Regions from separate parts of the Homo sapiens genome. Here region 2 is linked to region 1. Evidence: read pairs that join two places in POLR2A ChIA-PET (ENCODE). Cell type or tissue: GM12878. All regions are shown on one strand. Each heading gives the region's core, and the rest is flanking DNA. Links, peaks and the distances in the headings are about the cores only. Region 1 has its middle 40 kb from the start of TAMM41. Region 2 overlaps TAMM41 (TAM41 mitochondrial translocator assembly and maintenance homolog).

Evidence for each region. ChIA-PET counts read pairs that join two places held together with the same protein. Peaks named below come from ENCODE experiments on the same cell type or tissue, not always from the same donor. Only the 100,000 strongest peaks of a DNase experiment are listed, where the experiment ranks them.
Region 2: POLR2A ChIA-PET joins it to region 1 with 5 read pairs; 2 of 35 experiments call an interaction of 5 or more read pairs at or near these places.

The regions. Positions count from the first base shown.
Region 1 is chr3:11,885,562-11,888,482 of GRCh38, reverse strand. It overlaps the pseudogene FANCD2P2. Among named protein-coding and RNA genes, the nearest start is that of TAMM41, 40 kb to the right of the region's middle. In GM12878, for the core only: no CTCF peak of the experiment used is centred there; no DNase peak of the experiment used is centred there.
Region 2 is chr3:11,819,016-11,821,936 of GRCh38, reverse strand. The region is part of intron 4 of TAMM41 (TAM41 mitochondrial translocator assembly and maintenance homolog); the gene reads left to right. Among named protein-coding and RNA genes, the nearest start is that of TAMM41, 26 kb to the left of the region's middle. In GM12878, for the core only: no CTCF peak of the experiment used is centred there; a DNase peak (open chromatin) is centred at 1,303.

The DNA of each region.
Region 1 (2,921 bases), core at 149-2,648:
GAAGAAAGCAACTTTCCCCAATGTATATTCTTGGCACCTTTGCTGAGAATGAGTTCATTGTAGGTGTGTGGATTTATTTCTGGGCTCTCTTCTGTTCCATTGGTCTATGCATCTGTTTTTATGCCAGCACCATGCTGTTTTGGTTACTATAGCTCTGTAGTATAATTTGAAGTCAGGTAATGTGATCCCTCCAGTTTCATTCATTTTACTCAGGACAGCTTTGGCTATTCTGGGTCTTCTGTGGTTCTGTATAAATTTTAAGTTTTTTTCTATTTCTGTGAAGAATGTCATTGGTATTTTGATGGGGATTGCCCTTGAATCTGTAGATTGCATTGGGTAGTATGGAAATCTTAATAATAATTCATCTGATCCATAAACATGAAGTATCTTTCCTTTTTTTGTGTGCCCTTCAATTTCTTGCATCAATGTTTCAGAGTTTTCATTGTAGAGATCTTTCACTTCTTTGGTTAAGTTTATTCCTAGATATTTTATTTGTAACTATTGTTTATTTTATTTGCAGCTATTGTAAGTGGATTACTTTCTTGATTTCTTTTTCAGATTGTTAGTTGTTGGCATACAGAAATGCTACTCGTTTTTATATGAGGACTTTGTATCTTGCAACTTTACTGAGTTTATCTAATAGTTTTTTGGTGGAGTCTTTAGGCTTTTCCAAATATCAGATCATGTCATCTGCAAACAAGGATAATTTAACATCTTCCTTTCCAATTTGGATGCCCTTTCTTTCTCTTGTCTAATTGTTCTAGCTAGGACTTTCAACACTATGTTGTATAATAGTGGTATTATATAAGTGGGTATCCTTTCTAGTTCCAGATCTTAGAGGAAAGCCTTTCAGTTTTTCTCTGTTCCATTTAATAGTAGCTATGGGTCTGTCATATATGGTTTTTAGAGTGTTGAGGTGTGTTCCTTCTATACCCAGTTTTGATGAAGGGATGTTGAGTTTTATTAAAAAAAATTTAGCATCAATTTAAATATCATGTGGTTTTTGTCCTTCATTTTGCTGATATGATGTATCACATTGATTAACGTATGTTGAACAATCCTTGCATCCCTAGGATAAATCATCCCATTTGGTCATGAGGAATAATTTTTTTTTTTTTTTTGAGATAGGAATCTCGCTCTGTCGCCCAGGCTGGAGTTCAGTGGTGCGATCTTGGCTCACCGCAACCTCTGCCTCCCAGGTTCAAGTGATTCTCCTGTCTCAGCCTCCTGAGTAGCTGGGACTACAGCCGCGTGCCACAATGCCCAGCTAATTTTTGTGTTTTTAGTACAGACGGGGTTTCACCATGTTGGCCAGGCTGGTCTCAAACTCCTGATCTCAAGTGATCCATCCGCCTTGGCCTCCCAAAGTGCTGGGATTATAGGTGTGAGCCACTGCGCCCGGCTAATCTTTTTAATGTGTTGCTGAATTAGGTTTGCTAGTATTTTGTTAAGATTTTTGTATCAATGTTCATCAGGGATATTGGCTTCTATTTTCTTTTTTTGATGTGTCTTTGTCTGGTTCTGGTTATCAGGGAAAGCTGAGTGCTTTATCACCTCACTACTGTCCTAGTAGGACTACCAGTATAGGACACTTCCCTCATCTGTCAAGTACTTTTCCAGGATTATTTGCAGTTCTACAATGTGCTTTAACCGGGTGAGCACCTTCCCCTTCATCTCAGGTGATGTTTCATGGCAGAAGGCATTCACAATCTGCAAAGTACAATTACATTCTCATACTTTCAAATGTTCAGATTTTAACCTTGTTTGTATTATTTATCCAGAGCTGAGAGATGTCTATGAACAGCAGGATCTTTAAGTTTAGTCTATAATAGAAGTGTCCTCAGCAAGGTGGTGTAGAGAAAAAAAATCTCTGGGCCAAAATATAGGAGATTCAGCCAGGCACAGTGGCTCACGCCTGTAATCCTAGCACTTTGGGAGGCTGAGGCAGGAGGATCACTTGAGGCCAGGAGTTTGAGACCAGTCTGGCCAATATGGAGAAAGCCCATCTTTACCAAAAATATAAAAATTAACTGGGCATGGTGGCACATGTCTGTACTGCCAGCTACTGGACAGGCTGGGGCAGGAGAGAATTGCTTGAACCTGGGAGGCGGAGGTTACAGTGAGCCGAGATTGGGCCACTGCACTCTAGCCTGGGTGACAGAGCAAGACTCTGTCTCAAAGAAAAAGAAAAGAAAAAAATAGGAGATTTGACTTTTGATCCTAGTTTTGCTTATTACTAGTTATGTTACAAGGCGGAATAGCCAGAGAGCACATACTTTGGTGAAACAAGTTCTATACTGCTACTTACTGTGTGACCTTGGCTGAGTCTTTAATCTTTCTAAGTATTTCTACATAAAGAAATGAGTCCAGCACTTGGTACAGTGTAAGTACTTAAAGTTTTTTCATTGACTTTGAACTCCCTGTACTTGAAATTCAGTATGTGTAAAATGAGGACAATCCCTATCCTGCCCACATCATAATAGAGATGTGGTAATCAAATAAGCTCATTCAAGTGCACAAACATTCCTGAAATAATATGTGAGAGGAAGACAGTGAGGTAGAGATATAAGATGTTGCCATCATTGTCATTATCACCAAACACAAATACATTCTAATGGGAGGGAAACTACCACCACTCACTGAATCAAGACAGTAGGCATATGCCTGTGCCAGGACGAACAGTAGTTCCACAGTGAAGAAGGTGAGAAGGTCATTCTAGGCAGAAGGCAGCTTGGAGAAAATAAAGCATGGGCAATGTGAAGTGAATTCTAAGTATTCTCATTTGGCTACCTACGGAGGTTCATATAACTGGGGAGTGGTGGGACATAACAGCTAGAGAAGCACACGGGGGTTAGTGCTTGGTGAGGACTTCTAGGGAGTCTTCTGGGAACTAAGAAAATAGTTTTGAGAAAAACTATGCA
Region 2 (2,921 bases), core at 101-2,600, 66 kb after region 1:
GTCAGGTGTGGAATTTTCCACTTGTGGTGTCCTGCCAGTGCTCAAAAGGTTTCCAGGTTTGGGGGTATTTTGCATTTTCGGTGTTCAGATTAGGGTTGCCCAACCTGGATCTCCATTGCCTAGCACAGCTCCTGGTACTTTGTAGCCACTCAGATATTCACTGAACTGAAATGACAGCAGTCTTGCAATTCGTTTAAAGGGAGAAAAGTTAGCCGGTAATTATTATCTCCAAGACCCAGCGCTTCCTCTACCCTCCATCCTTCGACTATGCTATATACATATCATAAGTAGTATCTGCTTTACTACTTACAAAGCATTCTCTAATACCTTAACTCTGGGTTCCCCAACCCTTGGGAACCCTGTTAGGAACCAGGACGCACAGCGGGAGGTGAGTGGTGGGCGAGCTTCATTTGTATTGACAGCCAATCTCCATCACTTGCATTACTGCCTGAGCTCCGCCTCCTGTCAGATCAGCAGCTGCGTTGGATTCTTATAGGAGCGCAATACCTATTTGAACTGCATATATGAGGAATCTAGGTTGCAGGCTTTTTATGAGAATCAAATGCCTGATCTGTCACTGTCTCCCATCACCCCCAGAGGGACTGTCTAGTTGCAGGAAAATAATCTCAGGACTCCCACTGATTCTACATTATGGTGAGTTGTATAATTCTTTCATTATATATTACAATGTAATAATAACAAATGAAGTGCACAATAAATGTAATGTGCTTGAATCATCCTGAAACCACTGTCCCCTGGACCCACATCCATGGAAAAATTGTCTTCCACAAAACCTCTTCCTGGTGCCAGAAAGTTTGGGGACTGCTGCCCTAACTCCTTAAATCTGAAAGCAACTTTGTAAGGTTAGTGTGATTAAGCCATTTTACAGTGAAGGACTCAGAAGGTTTAAGTAACTTGACCTCAGTCACCCTGGGACATTGCCAGACTTGAAAGCCAGGGCCTTGCCGCTGTACTGTGCAGCCCTTCACATCTGCATACTTGTAATGAGGTCCCTGACTGCTGGCTGCATGCCTGAATCACAGGGAAGGCCACCTACAGGTGGCTTGCAGGCCTTGGAGTTTGTATCATTTCAAGGTCAAGGAGAAATCCTTTTGGATGCCTATTGTACTGGCAGTTCTAGAGGCATAAAATAAAGTCAGCAGTCAGTTTTAATCCATTGCTGTAGTTTTGTTGAAAACAAATCTCCCAAGGTAAGAAAAATTGATTGTTATGATCAGATGCTGGTTCGTGCTGTGCCCATGATGTTATTCATTTTGTTCTGAAGAAATGAGTCATAAGCCCATTTGCTTCCTATCCCCTGCGGTTGAGCTAGTTCAGCTGCACACCAGTGAGAGAAATTCAGTTCTGCACACATTTATTGATGTATGTGTTCCCTGTGCCAGGCAGTGCACAAGGAGCTAAGGATGCAGACATAAATAAGCCCCGGTCCTTGTTCTCCGAGAGCCTGGAGTGTTTTCTAGGTCCTTTAATCATGGCATGCAATTGTTCTTTTAGGGGGAAGATTTGGATTGTAAAACATAATCCTTGATATTTTAAAATGGTAAATCCTTCTCTCAGAAAGTGACTGTCTAAAATTGAGGAACTTTTTGTTTGTGGAATGTACAGAAAGAAGGAATGACACAAATATTTAGAATTCAACAGTTTTAGAAACTGATCTTTCACTTCAGGGCCAGCCTTGTTAGAGTCAGAATTTGATGACATTTCATCTCTTCAAAGATTAATGGAATCCATTTTTATACGTGTAAGGATTTACACAGTTGGAAGTTAACTCAGCCACCACTCCATTCACATTTGTCACGTCATCATCTGTGTATCCCATAAATGTGTTTTAAAATGCTAGAAAGTAATATGCCAGCATTATAGAAGTGAGGGAAATGGGGGGAAATTATAGAGTAAAATCATCACCTAAAATTTCACTACCCTAATACCGAGAGGCAGTTGGACCTGGGGCATGTTGTCTTTGCACGTCCATCTCCTCATCTGTAAAATTAAGAATAATAGTACTTATTTTATGGAGCTTTGCCATGACCAAATGAGATAGCAAATTAAAGCACACATGCAAAAACCCACAATAAATGTATTTTATTAGAGCAAAAATAAGCATTTTTATATAGTCTCTTTGTCTTGTTTTTCTCATTTTTTATGAAGTTTTTTTTGTTTTGGTATGCTTAAAAAAAAAATTACATAGAGACAGAGTCTCGCTATGTTGCCCAGGCTGGTCTCGAACTCCTGAGCTCAAACATTCCCCCGGCCTTGGCCTCACAAAGTGCTAGGACTATAGATGTGAGCCACCATGCCCAGCCTGTTATACTTTTGTATCTCTTTGTTTCTTACTGCATATTAAATGATCACTTTCCATCTTGTTGTGTGTGATTACTGTCTGTGATAGTAACCATATGCCATCATAGTGCATTCTTTCCCCTGTTGTTGGACATTTGGGATGCTTTCAGTATTATAAGTAGTGCTTCAGTGAGCAATTTTATATATGTAGTATATTTTTACTTCCTGGAAACCTTACGCAAGTTTCTTAATCACTGTCTTTGTTCCCTTGTGTATGAATGGGGATAGAATCCTATCTACCTGAGAGGAGAGCTGTGTGTATTAAATGAAGCAATACCACAACACACTTGGCACAGTGGCTGGTATTTACCAGATGCTCGGTAAACGTTACCTGTGTGTTTCTGTCTTACTCTGTGTTTCTGGCTTATTTCTTTAAGCTTGCTCCAGAGATGGGGTTTCTTGCTTCAGTGCTTTCCAGAAGAATTTTAGCAGTTTATGCAGTCAACAGCAATATGTGAAAGGACTGATTTCTCAACCTCCTCATTAGCAGTGATCCCAGGTTTTAACTATCTAACTCTCTTTCCCTTCAAAATAATAGTGACAAAAACAAGTTCATCCAT